Regions from separate parts of the Mus musculus genome. Here all the other regions are linked to region 3. Evidence: chromatin loops called from intact Hi-C (ENCODE). Cell type or tissue: left cerebral cortex. All regions are shown on one strand. Region 1 has its middle 82 kb from the start of Rai2. Region 2 overlaps Rai2 (retinoic acid induced 2). Region 3 overlaps Rai2 (retinoic acid induced 2). Region 4 has its middle 54 kb from the start of Gm36049.

Region 1 (4,000 bases), 150 kb after region 3:
GGCAGGCAAGTACGTTCTTGCTTTTTCTCACATTTCTTTATATCTGGGCTACTACCAGAAGGTGTTGTTCAGTTTTAGGGAGGGGTCTTCTCCTTCAGTTACCCATTTATGGAAATGCTTTCAGACTCACCTGGAGCTCTGTATCTTAGTTAATTCTATATCTAGTCAAGTTGGCAACCAAGATTAACCATCATACTAATTAAAATAGTCATGGACATATTCCTGAAGGATATAATTCATAATCCAACTCTTTACAGTTCTGCGCATTTGTATTCCCAGAGATAATCACATAACTTTGGGGTTACAAATAAATTTTAGTGAGCAGAAAAATTCACAAACACATATTCCATTAAGAATAAGAATAAATGTGTGTTCGTTTTTTAAATAAAACTTTGATCTGCCATTTTTTTATTTTATCTTTCTAAATTTTATTTGCTATTTTTTTCTGTTTATCTCTTTGGCTTCATCCTGTGTTGTCAATATGGTAGCTATCAAGCCCCTTGTGCTTATTTGGTACTTAGATGTTGTTTGTCCCAAATTCAGATGTGCTTATAAGAATAAGCATCACATTTTGAAGATTTCTCACAAAATCATCTAAATCAGTATCACATTTTGGAGATTTCCTACTAAATAATGTAAGTCATCATATTAATAATTTAATATGACTATGCACTGAAATGACAATATTTTAATATAATTGTTTGAATAAAGAAGATTATTAAAGTCTGATCCAGCTGTTTCTTTCAACTACTATGTGGCTACTAAGATCCCAAAATTGTCCATGTGACTTGCCTTTTCCTTTTTCTGGACACTTCCAGGCTGTCTGATGTCAGGAGGATACCAGTTCCAGGTAAATGTGAGTCACACAGGAAGAACACAGAGCTGTAGTGAAGAGTCATTTCCTCCTGATAGCATCCATTGAATGCCCTTCTTCTAGGAAGGGAAGGAACAATGAGAAGGACTTTGCTTGAGTTTGCTCAGTCAGCTTGGTGATCAATCATCATTTTCCAGTGCAATGTTTTTGTCCAAGGTCTTTGGGAGAAAAAGCAAGACTGCCTGCTCCTGAATTTTAAGAGACCATTTCTTAAAGCCTGACTCTAGTGATCTAAGTAGAGCTTCCAGTTTTAGCAAAGCAACAAACACAAAAATACAAGTTTCCCTGTGAAAATTTGTTTCAGATTAACAATGTATAACATTGAAGTATTTCTAAATATGTCATGAGCTATGTTTTTACACACACACAGACACATGCACACATACTGCCATGTTTATATAAAAACCAACTTGGCATCCAGATTTTTAGTATTAAGTTTATCCCATGCCATATTTGAGGACATACCCTGAAATGCATTTGCTGTTTGTTATTCTGAAAGGTAAACGTAACCAGTACCCTGTATTTAATAGGGCAGCCCTGCTAAAAGCCTTGCGGGGAGAGAACATTTTCGCTGATTTCCTCCAGGCACTCATCTTCCGTGTTCCTCCAAGGAGGAACCAGAGGAGTGAGTCATTCGGGAGCTCTGTAATAAGAACCGGAATCCCCAGCCTTGCCTTCCCATCTGCAGGCTATCTCAGCTGTCACCGCTATCTTTCCAAACAGCCAAGTTCCCGGGAATCGCACTGCAGATCTCAACTGTCCCTCCCAACCTTTATAATCAATTTGAGTTGGGCAAGATGCCAGATTTTACACACACACACACACACACACAGACAGAGAGAGAGAGAGAGAGAGAGAGAGAGAGAGAGAGAGAGAGAGACTCTATGTAACTATGGAGATAAGAGGGAAGGAATAACCCAAGGAAGCCCGCAAGCTTTCCTCTTCTTTACAGAAGCTCTTAAATGGAACATGTATACATAGCAAAGAGAACAAGGCAAAAAGGTAGCCAAATTGTACATAGTGTTATTTTTTCCTTTCCTTCTTAAGTATTATGTTGCATAATGAGGGTGCAGGCAAAAGGGGGGAAAGGCAATAAGGGGCCCATCTCCTTGTACAATTTAAAAACAATAATAAAACTGACTAAAAGTTGCTCTGCTTTTTACTACCACAATGTTCTGGCAATTCTAAACAGTGTCATTGATAAAATACTCCTCCCGCTGCACACACACTCCCTCCCCAACACAGACGCTTCTTATTTTAAGCCACGCCATCAACCTTCCTTTTTCTTTTTACAGAAAACTGCTTTATGGAGCTTCTCTTCTTGTTGTTTTTGGAGGCCTGTGGGAGATGGAAAGCAGGAGAGAAGAGCTGGATGGAGATCGGATGTTTAAGCAATCAGAACTGCAGGAGCTATGAATTTCAATGAGTGGAATTTCCTTCTTCTATCAATCAGATTGTGTCTTGAGGCTTCCAAAGTGGGAAAAGCAACATTATAGTGAAAGGAATACAAGGAGTCCAACAACTTGGATTTAAGGTGTGGGCATTTTTTTTTAATCATCATAGATATATATGCCACGTGAGTAGATGCTCTAGCTTCTCTTGTACAGCTGAGTGAGGAAAATATGAAAGTATTTGCAAACTGGAAGTGCTTTATTGTGGTAACTAACAATTCATCTTAACAAAGACAGAAATAACGGTAGCTCAGTAAACATAGAAGCTCTGGTTGGGAATAAGGCCGTGACTGCAGGCTGTTGATGGGAGTAAAATAATCTTCTTCTGGGAAGTGATCTAAGGACCCAGCTTCTTTCTTTGTTATTGTCATATTATCTTATAGGGTGTCTTACTTGTCTTGAAGATTGAAGTTCAACCACCACCTACCATTCTTATCCACTAGGCAGAAAAACAAACAGCGGAGTAGTTTCCTTTAAGAGCAGGAATCAGCCATTAGGAATGTCACTTCTGATGCCTTTTTATTGGTTGACTTACCCACATGGTCTCTCGTTGTTGCCATGAAGGCTGGGAAATGTAGTACCTAGCTGGGCAGCCATGTATACAGCTGGAACCTGAAGGATCTATTGCTGTAAGTTGAGAATGATGTGATATCATTGAGATAGTAGACATAAGATTATTTCTTTATTTATTTTTGTTTCACAGAATGCAACAGGATGAAAAGCTACATATTTACCACACAACTGGCAAATTTGGGGACATGTTAATATAAAACATCGCAACTTAAATGGAGAAATAGATTCCTACAGCAATAGATTCCAAAATATTTTTCTAGGGTCTGTCTAGAACTGTTCCTCCACAGACCTTGCTGAGTTTGGATATATCTTGTAAGCAGCCCTGTGCTTTTTGGTGTCTAGGCCCAAATCCCTGGAGAAATGTGGAAATGAGACCACCCTGTCATTGTTCTGACTCTTTCCAGTCACTCGAGGAGCTTATAAGTGAGAAATGGTACATCATCTGGTTAGTGCCTGATCATCCTTGAGGCCTTGTGTCACTGCCTCCATAATTAAACACAGACCATTAGCTCTAACCCACTGCACGCGCATCAATTATGCCAGTTTGGATAACAGCCGCTGCAATCCTTCTTTCCCTGTTTTTGCCTCCCTGGTGTTGAAACAGGCCAAGTTCCATGGGTATTGTTAGAGTTACCGTGGTTTTTTATAAGATGTCAGATCAGCAAGGCTGCAACCCCATGATGAAACAGAAGCACTTATTCTTTTCCATGCTGATTAAAAGGTAATTTAACCTCTTCCAAAGGTGGTCCAGCCGATCCCCAGCAGCCCTGACATTGCATTAATGTGAAATTGCTCTCCGGAGTGACAAATTAGCCTTCTGAGACCAGTATGAAAACCCATCTTTACTGAATGGCTCAAGCTTAAAGAGCAAACTTGGTTTCTTACTCCTTCTATTAAATCTGCATGGAGTGATGCACTGCATCCGAACCGTACACTTATGGCTGAGTTAGTACTCAGTGGTACTATCTCTCCCAGCACATGCTGCCTCCTCCAAGATGCTAGGTCAAGTTCCCTGTAGTTTACCAACAATGGGGATGATTAATCCACCTCATTTCATAGAGAAAAGAAATACAATTACCACAAGAAATGAGACAACAAAAGC
Region 2 (4,000 bases), 58 kb after region 3:
TTTCTTCCAAATTTAAGGCTTGTTTTTACATGTGTTCCACATACATAAAAAAGATTCTTAGCCAGTATCTTGGAACAGTAAAGAAATGCCAGGACAATGGGGGTATTTAAAATACCTATTTCACCAGTCTAAACAGATGGAAATTAATATCTCATAAAATAAAATGACTGTCTAGTTATGTTCCACGTAAAACCAAAATCAATATATTGTGTCTCACTTAAACTGCAATTGGGGTTGTTTTGTTTAAAACAAGAAAATGCCATTCTCTCTCTCTCTCTCTCTCTCTCTCTCTCTCTCTCTCTCTTTCTCTCTCTCTCTCTCTCTCTCTCTCCCCTTTTTATTTTTTGCTAGCTGGGTATACCCTTCTGAGCATGAGCATCAAAAACAAACAAATAGACAAAACCCTTCCCTAAAAGCAGATTTTTTTTTTGAGGAATATAATAAGCTTCTGGAATCATTTCATTTTCTTCATATAGATTCGGTCATTCTTTAGTGAACAGAACACGCAGCCCATTCTTTTGGTTATGCCTGCCTGGCTGTCCAAAGGCCCTCAAAACTGGGATGGTGAATTACACACAAAATAATTCCACAGAGCCAAGATAGAGAGTTCTGCCTGGTGTATGTGGTGCTGGGAAGGTGGGAAGAGGATCTTTCAGTCAATTTGTTTTCAAAGAATTGTAAGAGCAAATGCCGTGATTCCCTGGGATTTTTGGATTTTTGTTATTGTTGTTGTTGTGGTTGTGGTGGTGGTGGTGGTGGTGGTGGTGGAACATTCTATGTGGATCTGCGGTACCCCCAGCTTGGGAAGTGGGGAAAGATTGTGGGGGAGGGGAGTGAGCCTATGCTCTTCAAGTCAGCTTAGATTTGTTGGATTGAATCTGTGAAGATAGGCAGCCTGACACATGCGTCATTTGGACTCTCCCAGACCTCTGTTTCTTTCTTAGAATTATACGGCAAAAGTGGCCATACATACAAAGGCAAAAATAATATTCACAACAACAGCAACAAAAAAAACCCGCCCCCAACACACCCAGTCTTGGCTGCCAGCAAGGCTTGCTCTGTTGCTGAAAAAGAACAGTTGCTCTAGTGCAGCTGGAGAAGCTTTTCCAGGGAACTGGTAATACCCTGGCTGTTAATGAATTATTTTTCGCCAGAATGTCGGATTCTTCCTGCGCTCCAGTAAACAGTCTGCTTCTGCCATGGGAAACAAAAGCAGCTCCTTCCGAGGAGCCTGAGGAGGTCAGCCAAGGGTTCCCTGCGGGGGCAGCGCCCTCAGGAGCCAGAGCCACAGGCGCCCGACCTATAAATCACCAGGGTCCCAAGTTCATTCTTCCATCCCTCTCCCATCTATTCAAGCCTTGCCTAGCACCCGGGGAAGGGCCCAGGAATGCATGGGCATGGCTGAGATGATCCCACAGTGCCAGCTGAAACCCCTTCTCCCACTCTCAGGGTTTCCTCAGGTAGCCTTATTTGTGGTATCATCAGGGCGAGCGATATTGGGTTTCTTTGACATCACTCTGTGTTCCTTACAGAAACTGTATCTTTGTTGTTGCTCACATGAAGCTGTCAGAAAATGACTGAGTGTGAATCTTCTTTTCTTCTTTAAGGATGGCCCCAGCTCAAAACAACCCACTCTTAGCATGAGCCTATCTACTTGGCACATTCTTCTCCAAGCACAAAGCCCTGAGAAAGACTTTAAGCTGTTACTAGGGCAGGTGTGAAAGAAGTCAGCGGTCTAGGCAGGAGTTAATTCTCCAAAGAATGCGCGCATAGGCTGGGTGTTCTGGAGAAGCAAGAGCAAAAGAAAAGGAAGAAGCCATTTTGTTCAAGCTAGTAGTCTAACCTTTAGGCTCCTACCCTGCCTTGAATTCTGCAGTGGGTTTTTGCAGTCCATGACGATTCTCAGAACAGAATCACAGGCATGCCTGGTGGGGAACTCCCCAAATGGCTCCTTAGTTACTGAAAAATCACGATCTTCTAATGTCAGCCATTGTGCATACTGAGTCAGCACAAGACCTCCCATCTGTCATAGAGACAGAGGTATTTAACTCCCCACTCTCTAGCATATTTGCAGGTACCATGACATCACAACATTGGTGGGTAGTATGCTCCAGGGCACTGGTGTCTGACAGAAATAGATGAGCACTCTAGAATATGCTAGTAGTCGCATTCAAAATTAAAAGAAACAAGCAATATTAATTTTAATCCTATGTCTCTTGACCAATATATCCAAAATATAATTTCACCACATCACAATATTTCAAACACCAGATGAACTATTTTGCATTCTTTTTGTACTCTCAGAAATCCAGTGATAGATTGCACTTACAGCATACCTAATTTGGGACAAGCTGCCTCTCAAGCATTCCATAGCCATTGGACCAATGGCTTTTGCATGCTACAGTACTCATATAGAATATGACCATTAAGAAATTCTATTAGTGCTGAGCTGAAAGGCTGAAAAGCTGTGGGGAGGGGAGGGTGACAGGCATGGAAAAGGTGTGCTCTGAAATTCTCATATGTTTGGAATTCTTAAAGCTGATGATAACAATAGAAATGGAAACTATGAAGACTGGGATGTTCTGGAAGCCCAGTGGAGATTCCAATGGGCATTTAAGAAATGCCCAGTAAAGCTGCATGATCTGAAGATTGATGTGCCACCCCTAAAATTCATTTGTTAAAATCTTAATTCACTAGGTAATGGCATTAAGAGGTGGGGACATCCAAGAAATGATTAGGTCATGAGAGCGGAACCCTCATCAACGGGAATTAGTGCCTTTATAAAGGGACCTCAGAGGCGAAGAGAGGTACATCAGTGGTAGAACAGTTCCCTCATATGCACAAGGCCCTGATATTCAGTCTCTCGCTCCAGAGATGACAGACAGACAGACAGACAGACAGACAGACAGACAGACAGCAACAGAAACAGAAATGTCCAGAGAATTTACTTGGGCCTTTTACCACGGGAGAGAACAGTGAGAAGTCACTGTCTATGAATTTTAAAGGCCTTCACCAGATGCTGAGTTTGATAGCAAACTGATCCTGGATCTCACAGTCTCTGGAACTGTGATAAATTTCCATTGCTCAAAGACATGTAGTTTAGCCAGTTTGGTAACAGTAGCCCAAACAAACTAAAACAGATCAAGCATATATCTCAGCTGCAGTCCCACAGATGTGGGGAAACCACTAAGTACAACCAGTATTGCTCTAGGCAGCTGCTGGTTGAGCTACCTCCACCTTAACTGTTCTGATTTGTTCAAGGCAGGGGCTGTGATAGAAAATCACCAAAGCCAAGCACATCTTCCAATAACAATTGTGCGTTAGCAATCTAATTTGGTGAATCAGATACAGAAACAGAAACATGATCAAATTACATGTGCCTGTGTCTATGCCTGTGCCTGTGCATGCATATGTGTTTTTGTGTGTTCTTGGCAAGAAAGAGGAGGGTCATGTGTGACATCCAGAAGGACTAACGTGGCTGCCAAAATGGCCTTCTCACCAGCTGCCATCAGAAGACAGAGGAGAGCAGTAGACAAATTGTGAGTCACAGAAGAGAGGCCATGAGTGCAGAACGAAAACGAATGGGATGATGGGTGCCCAGGCAGATGATCTGGTGGGAGGGAGACGTAGCAATCAGAGGCATTCTCCAAAGACAAAGAGCTTCCAACTCTACAGCAAGGATGGCACTCTGATCCCCAAATCAAGCCTAATTCAGAAGCCCACACAGGCTTTTATGCATGGGAAAAGAGCAATTAGCCATCTTTCCCCTCATAGAGAGCCTCATTCTCTGAGGTACTCCTCACATTCTGATCAGAGAGGCAGCAGTCCAAAGCCCCTCATTTTATGCATTCAAATCCTGACTCTTTGGTGGTTCTGGAATTGCTAAGGTCTAGAGGCTGTCGTCTGGTTGGAAGGAGGTCCAAGGAATTGCATAGCAAACCCCCTCCTCATATTTATTTAGTATTTGAGAAATAACAAAGCATTAAAACTCACCTACCAT
Region 3 (4,000 bases):
GGAATCGTCTCTAGAATGATTGAAAAAGAATCTGTAATTCGGAATCATCACTAATTCATACTGGGTTTTGCCCCAAAGAGTCCAAATTCCTGTGGGTTCATTGGGTTTAAGACCCAATATTTAAGAATAACCCAAAGTACATATTTTTGAGTTGTTGATGCTTAAAAACTGAAAGCAGAAAACTCTTCCGAGCCTCAATTTCCTCTCTTATAAAATGAAGTCGAAATCAATTCCTGCTGTTCTATTAATTATGTGGTTTATGAAGATGATGAGCATACTAACATGCTCTCTCCTTTCTCTCTCCTCTTCTTCCCTTCCTTTCCACCTTCCCTCCTTCTCCTCCCCTTTCTGGCCCCCTCCCCATTTCGCGTTGAAGTTCTTTGCACGGCAGACTTTTATTTTCATACTTAAACTCTGATAGTTTTGCCTGTAAGTCCTAACAAAACCTTTTGACCACAGTTCAGACTTTTTCTATTTATTGCCAAGGACTTCCTCGGGTGAGATAGTAAGTGTAACCTGACCAGATCATAATCCCTCGTGCCTCCTTCCTTTCCATAAATGAAGGTTTGCCTTACAAGGAGATTTCTGTCCCCAAATAAGGACCTTTGTGATTTTCCTTAAAAAAAAAAAAATCAGGTCTGAACTGAAACCAGCTGAATCCTTCTTTACAAGTATTAACAAATATTCCCAAGAACAACTAATCATGTTTTCTTTCTTTCTTTCTTTCTTTCTTTCTTTCTTTCTTTCTTTCTTTCTTTCTTTTCTTTCTTTCTTACAAACCACAACCCCCCCCCAAAAAAAACTAAAAAAGCTGATCTTTCTGCTAGTTCCAAAATATTTGTGAGAAGAGATGGAAAATGAAGTCAGTGAGGAAAGCTGGTGGAAATCTTTCATGGCTGAACCCTGAAAGCAGGTTACCTGGATACAGTAGTGAGGAGTGCACACATAACATTGACTATACAGCTGAACTGAGCAGAAAAAAAAAAGCGATGTGGCTGGAGAGTTTGCTGCTGTCCGACTTGGTGAGCCCCATGTAGATCATATTTCTCAGACAAGGAACCAGAATTCCAGGCTGCTATCCCTAAAGGCTGATGTGAAAATTTGCAAACTTCTGGCTTGGGAAGGGATGTTGAATTAAATCATTGGGCTTACTCTGGGCACAACTATAGTCCCTTCTTGTTTTCCTGATCCCCTGGCCAGCAGGTAACAAAATGTACTGAGTTCCAGTTTCCACTAAAGGCTGGGAAGAAAAAAAAGAGGTAAAGAGCTTCTCTACCTTAGTAGCATAGGACAATAAGCATTCTGTGCACAAATCTCAATGGACAAGTCTTCCAATGCACACAAAGCAGCCATAATAACACACACTTCTCCCACCTTTGCTCACCCCCAAGAAATGACTAGCAAGGACCACATACCCATTGTGGTTCAGTTGAGGAAGGCCTGTTCCAGGAATCTTACCACAGCTCCCATTGACTCAACACCTAGAGATGGAGTTGCCCTTCCTCACCAAAGCAAAGCTCCTAGCTGGAGACAGAAGGGAAATGCCCTTACAACCAATAGAAGTGTGTGCTTTGAGGGGTTTAAGGCAATTGCAGTTTACAAACGCCTTCTTTTCTACTTGTATGTCTATTGATTTATGGACTTGCTTCTAACAGCGGCAAATTGTAAGCTCTGTTTCCAAAATCTAGATAAAGGTTTCAAATCTGTTGTGAGCACAAATCTCCTGGCTGGGAGAGAAAGTCTATGTGGTACTGCATGGCAAGAGAATCTACCCAAATCCTAGGTAAAAATGATAGCAAGCAAATGGACAACACTGGTCCTTATGCAAACTTCCATTGATTTGAAACTCTAATGCATACTGTGCTTAGGAAACATGGCCAGAAATTCACACAGGGGAGAAGAACAGGGGGGGGGGGGGGGTTGGGGGGGTCGTAGCTGTACCATGTAGATCCTGAAAAGATGGCATCTGGCTGATTTAGAATGAGACTACCCAGTCAGTTGAGAAACAGCTATTTGGTCACACTATGAAAAAAGAGAAATGTTAATGGCACAGAAAAAAAAAGTGCAGAGAAGAGAAAAATGCATGCTGGTTGTATGATACAGGACCAGCTAAAACGGTAACCCTATCCACAGAGGAATTGGTAATAAAAGAACAGTCTTACAACTGTTTTTCCTCCTGTTCATGTTCGCAGTAACAGCTGGATACATACTAATTGCAAGAAGTGAAAGAAAGAGCTTTAAGTTTTAAAGCAGGCATGCTCTAATCAGTCTCTCGCCAGCACAGTTTCAGACACAAGTGTGATGTGCCACCTAGCAGGCTTATTTTAGACACTTGCTCACAGTTCCTCATTTGTGTGGGTGGCTTTATGCTGTCACAGAAGAGCAACACACTGTTCTCTCCTTTCAAGTGCATCGCTTCCATCTATCAAGAAGTGGCTTAGCTAGGACTTCTCAGCCTCAACATGGCTGTCCCTGTTGCTCAGGCCATTCTTTGTTGGGGGCGGGGCTATCTTGTGCTTTTGTGCATCATACGATGTGATGTTCAGCAGTAGCAGTGTCCCTAGTCCACCTCCTAGATGATGGTAGGAAGCCCCTCCCCCAGTTGTGACAGCCCAAATCATCTTTAAGCATTGCCAGACATTGCCAGATGTCCCCTGGTTGCGGGTGGGGGTGGGGTGGAGAGGCAACACATAATCACCCTCATTTGAGAACCACTGAGCTAATCTAACAAAGACTGACTTTCTTGTGGTCTAAATTCATATGAAGTTGACGTCCCTCTGTCTCTGAGTGGCCTGCAACAACATTTGACTCACAAGATTTTTCATACCATTAAGAACAATGTCCCTTATTGCCTTGCCAAAGGGCAGCCATTCCCAGCTACACTCTGAGGTCCAGGGAGAGAAGTGGGGTACTTTTGCTTTGTTTTTATTTATTTATTTATGTATTTACCCTGCGTTGAAGCACAGGCTGGTCTTTAGCTTACTACCCTCTCTCCTCAGCCTCCAGACCCCAGGCAAGGGCCACCATGCCAAGCAAAAGCACTTTTTTTCTTTCACAGTCTTTTTTTTTCTTTTTTCTTTTCTTTCTTTCTTTCTTTTTTTTTTTTTTTGCATAGGACATCCAAGAAGAAAACTCAACACACTCAAGAACTGAGTGACCCTTGAGTACTTGAGACTCACCTCTCTGCCCCCTCCCTGGTCCTTTGCCACATTAGAAGAAGAAGAAGAAAAAAAAGGCAGCAGCAGCAACAACAAAAACCCAAACAAGGCCCAGAGGGAAAAGTGATTTGTTAGAGACCATACATACTCTGAATCCTCCTTCTCTGAGGCACAAGGCAGTATTTCCCAACATGCCTGAAGAGCTTAGGTTTCTAAATAGTAATAAATTAGAGCTCTTTACAAGCAAAAGTGTAGGCCAACCACGCCAGTTGAGAAATGTAAATTTTACAAATGACAGAATACTGCAACCAATTAGTGCAAACAAACATTTATTGTGAAATATTCATCCTACCCTTTATTAGGTATTACATCATCAAAGCACTTTGTGGCAATGAAAATAGCTCTTACCCCTCTGATTCACCCAATATTCCATTAAAGCTGCAAAAAAATGTGCAATCTGCTTGAAAAATAGGTTGCTCTTATTTACTCATTTGTGAAAAGTCAAAAATTAAAAAAGAAAATGATACTAGCTAATTTGCCTTTCTGCTCCCACCTATACCCCAAAATAATTAACAAAGATAATTTGTCTTAGTGCCTTTAAAAAAAAAAAAAAAACAATGCACCTTTCCCCACGTCTTAATCATAAAAACGTTTTAAAGCTCTTATTTACTTTCTTGGGAAAAAGGTGGCCAGCCGTTGTTTTTTAATTGGAAGCATGTGTATTTCCTGGGAGTTCACTTTCTTTAACTTTATGCTCCGGTTTTTGATGGGTTTCCTAAGGGGCTCGGCGTTTCCCAGGGACTCTTCTCCTTGGCTGTTGATATCATAACCCTGAAGCACAG
Region 4 (4,000 bases), 370 kb after region 3:
TGGGGTTTATTATGTTTTTTTTTTTTCCTGTATAATTTGCTCAACATTGCTACTCCGTTCGGGGAACAATTGAGAAGGTGGCATACAGCTAAAATTAAAACCTGCCACTTCCCACTGAAAATGTGTAAATAGAGTGCTGCTGTTGGCATTTTTAAAGGCAAAGATCTTCAAATTCTCTTCAGTGGTATCTGAAATGCCATGCCGTGGGTTAACTTAGCCAGTGTCCTCCAAAAATTCACACTCTTATAATAAGTTTTAATTAATGAGAAGAATTAAACATCTGGATGTTTAGTCTCCATCTGCCACCTGCCATTGGATAGAATTAGATTATTATTTGCATATTCATGTTTATCGGCTCTATGGAAAGCAACCAAAGTGGGAAAGTTCTGGTTCTTGCCTTAGAAAGGAATATTCTGGTCAAAGTAACCAGGATCAGACCATGGGAAAGTTGGAACTCTTAGGGATCTAGTTCAAACTCTATACAGAAGTGAGTGCTCTCATCCTACTCACTCTTCTATTGCTGTGAAGAGGCACAATGACCAAGGCAACTCTTGAAAAGAAAGCATTTAGTTGGGGACTTGCTTACAGCTTCAGAGGCTTAGCCCATGGGAAGCATGCATGTCTTGAGCTTGGTTTTCAGAAGTCTCTAAAGAAACCCAAGGACAAAGGGGAAACAAAAACAAGCACACAAGAGACTATTGAAACCTTTAAAATGTGTGGCCCTAATAAATAGTAGTCACATAAACATAATGCTTCATACTAATGACCTCAGCAGGTTTTTTGTTTTTGTTTGTTGTTATTGTTTTTGTTTGCTTTTTATCTTCTACATCATGTCTGGCCTTCAACAAAAGATCATGTTTACTGTTCTCCATCTAAATACTTTGCAGATCAATATCTTTACAAGTACTTAATATCAATAATAGCTAAATATAATGGTACATATATTCCTGAAGGCTGAAGCAAATGAATTGCAAGTTTGAGACTAGCCTTGGATACATAATGAGACTTTTTTGTTTCTTTGTTTCATTAATTTACATTCTAAATGTTGGCCCCCTTCAGGATCCCCCTCCAAGAGTTCTTCACACAACTCCCCTCCCTTTTGCCTCTGAGAGGGTGCTCTCCACACCCCACCACCTTCCCACTCCCCTCACCCACTCACTCATCCCCGGATCAACCCCACCCCCACATCCCCCTTCCCTAGGCATCAAGTCTCTACAGGATTAGGCACATCCTCTCCCAATAAGAGAGGCAGACCTCTGCTTCGTATGTGCCTGGGGCCTCAGGCCAATGTATACTCTTTTGGTTGGTGGTTTAGTCTCTGGAAGCTCCCAGGAGTCCAGGTTACTTGACACTCTTGGTCTTCCTATGGGGTTGCCTGGCTCTTCAGCTCCTTCAATCCTTCCCCTAACTCTTCAATAGGGGTCCTGACTTTAGTCCAATGATTGACTGTGAGTATCTGCATCTGTATTAGTCAGGTGCTGGCAGTCTTTTGGGGGACAACCATACCAGGCTCCTGTTTGCAAGCACATCTTGGGCATTAGCAATAGTGTTGGAGTTTGGTGTCTGCAGATGGGATGGATCCCAAGGTGGAGAGGTCTCTGGATGGCTCTGCTCCATTTTTATCCCTATATTATTTTAGTCAGGAACAATTCTGGGTCAAAAATTTTGAAGGCAGTTTTGTGACTTCATTCATCCACTGGATGCCCTGTGTATCTACTGGAGGTTGTCTCTTCAGGTTCCATCTCCTCACTGTTAAGCATTTCAGCTAAGACTACCCCCATTGGGTCCAGGTCTCTAGGACTTTGTAGAGGTTCCCTCTGCCCCCACTCCCACAACTGCATATTTCCATTCATTCTCCTGACCCCTCTCTGGGCTTCTCTCCTGTTTCCCCCCATACATACTCCTGCCCCCTCTTTCCCCTTCCTCTTCCTCTCCCATTCAGGTGACTTCCTGCCTTTGCAGCCCATAATTATTTTGCTCCCTCTTCTAAGTGGGATTGAAGCATCCTCACTTGGGCCTTCATTCTTATTAAACTTCTTACAGTCTCTTGGTTTGTATCACAGATATTCTGTACTTTTTGACTAATATCCATGAGTACATACCATTCATGTACTTTTGGGTTTTGGTTACCTCACTCAGAATGAGATTTTCTAGTTCCATTCATTTGCCTGCAAAATTCCTGATGTCCTCATTTTTAATAGCTAAATAGTATTCCATTGTGTAAACGAACCACATTTTCTTAAAACAACCACAAAATAAGCTGAAAAGATGGCTTGCTGGTTAAAAGTACTATTTGCTATTCCTGTGGATTTATTTTTTTATTCTCAGCACCCACACAATGACTCACAACTGTCTATAACTCTGGTCCAGCACTCTCTTCTAGTTTCCATGGGTACCAGCCACACATGGGATGAACAACCATATGTTCAGGCAAAGCACCAACACACCAGTTTAAGAAAAAAGAATCACAAAAGAGAAAGATAGAACCATAATACATAGCTGTGAAATACAACTGCAAATAATTTATAAACCCATGCATGAAAGCATGTTCAGCTTTCAACTAATAGAGAGATGTAAGTTAATACAAGAAATTTGCTTTACTTTTTATTTTGGTAAATAATATTTAGACTCAATCCTACCATATTTGGTGAGGTGAACAATTTCAGTACATTCTTCAAGTGGTAATGTTTCCTAGCAAGTAATTTGTCAGTTTGGATCAATTACCTTTGAAAATAATTATAAACTTCTCCTGAGTATACTAAGAATTATCTTGATCCATAATGCCAATGAGTACATAATGATGAATGCACCTGGATTGTCTGCCCAGCTCTGACTATAATAGTCCTCTAGTGGGAATAGCCAGAGAGATGGCTAAGTGGAAGCACATTTATTTAATAAAGTCATAAGTATCCATGAAAGAATCTATTTTCAAGGAACATATGTCCGTATGAGAAAATGTTCAGAACATAATGGGGAAAGAAGGCTATAAAAATGTATACTTCACATCCTAATTTTATAGTGAATGTATGGAGGAAAGCAATGAAGAAAGGTTAATAGCAGTCTCCGTAGCAAAATTATGGGCAGCTTCTGGTTTCTCTTTTGTTCTTTTCAGTGTATTCCCCATGTTTTCTGAAATAAAAAGGGTTTATGTTTATAATCAAGAATAAAATAACTGGAATGTTCTAGTCATTTGTAACTTGACTACATTGCTGCTAGAGGGAAATTCTGCCTTGATTATTTGTAAAGTAGAGCATGTTTATGTCAGACTTTGGAGAGTCTCTGTGCATTAAGGACTGACTCAGATAGCCAGACAGGCCTAGGTGACTTCCAAACTCATTGTCTCTCATTACCAGTCCTGTCTGTAAAACAACTTAGAAGTTGGAATATTTTTAAGACATAAGACTCCTCAAAACCACTTTATTGGTAGCTGCATAGTCAACACTGCAGAAAAAGTGACAGCAAAGGAAAATAGGGAAACAACACCCTTTACAATAAAAGAACTTTGGAAGGTATCACCATCCCTGCTTTCAAGCTGTATTACAGAGCAGTAGTACTAAAAACCACATGGTATTGGCATTAAAATAGACAGGTTGTTCAACAGAATCAAACTGAATATCTAAGGCACTAAGTTCTACAACTGAAAAATGGGACCCCATGAAACTGCAAAGGAAACAGACAATAGGGAAAATGGCAGCCTATAGAATGGGAAAAGATCTTTACCAACCCTACAACTGAGTCAAGATAGAGACCTGGGACAGGGGAGGCTCCTGGATAGTGTGGTGACCCCAGTTGAGACTACTAGCAGCAGGGGGATATAGAGTCTGAGGTATCCAACTCCTGTAGCCAGGCAGGACTTCTAGTGGAGGGAGGGAGACATCAGCCCACTCACAAAACCTTCTACCTTAAATTTGACCTGTCTACAAGATGTGCAGGAATAAAGATGGAGCAGAGGGAATGATTGAGGGAATGGCCAACCAATAACTAGCCCAACTTGAGACTC

The links. A loop is a pair of places that touch in the nucleus more often than their neighbours do. Peaks named below come from ENCODE experiments on the same cell type or tissue, not always from the same donor. Only the 100,000 strongest peaks of a DNase experiment are listed, where the experiment ranks them.
Region 1: a loop joins it to region 3, with 8 times the contacts of the local background. A loop is called at or near these places in 2 of 42 quality-filtered maps.
Region 2: it touches region 3 in a loop (6-fold over the local background); 10 of 42 quality-filtered maps call a loop at or near these places.
Region 4: a loop joins it to region 3, with 12 times the contacts of the local background. A loop is called at or near these places in 3 of 42 quality-filtered maps.

Annotation. Positions count from the first base shown.
Region 1 is chrX:161,633,430-161,637,429 of GRCm38, reverse strand. No RefSeq gene overlaps it. Among named protein-coding and RNA genes, the nearest start is that of Rai2, 82 kb to the left of the region's middle. In left cerebral cortex, no CTCF peak of the experiment used is centred here; DNase peaks (open chromatin) are centred at 945, 1,542, 2,103 and 2,848; H3K27ac peaks cover 229 bases.
Region 2 is chrX:161,720,830-161,724,829 of GRCm38, reverse strand. The region is part of intron 1 of Rai2 (retinoic acid induced 2); the gene reads right to left. Among named protein-coding and RNA genes, the nearest start is that of Rai2, 5.8 kb to the right of the region's middle. In left cerebral cortex, no CTCF peak of the experiment used is centred here; DNase peaks (open chromatin) are centred at 1,040, 1,765 and 3,623; H3K27ac peaks cover 471 bases.
Region 3 is chrX:161,778,967-161,782,966 of GRCm38, reverse strand. Rai2 (retinoic acid induced 2) reads right to left here. Exons shown (of 2, transcript NM_001103367.1): 2 at 3,473-4,000. The coding sequence ends at 3,825. Among named protein-coding and RNA genes, the nearest start is that of Scml1, 51 kb to the left of the region's middle. In left cerebral cortex, no CTCF peak of the experiment used is centred here; a DNase peak (open chromatin) is centred at 2,328.
Region 4 is chrX:161,409,726-161,413,725 of GRCm38, reverse strand. No RefSeq gene overlaps it. Among named protein-coding and RNA genes, the nearest start is that of Gm36049, 54 kb to the right of the region's middle. In left cerebral cortex, no CTCF peak of the experiment used is centred here; DNase peaks (open chromatin) are centred at 82 and 2,381.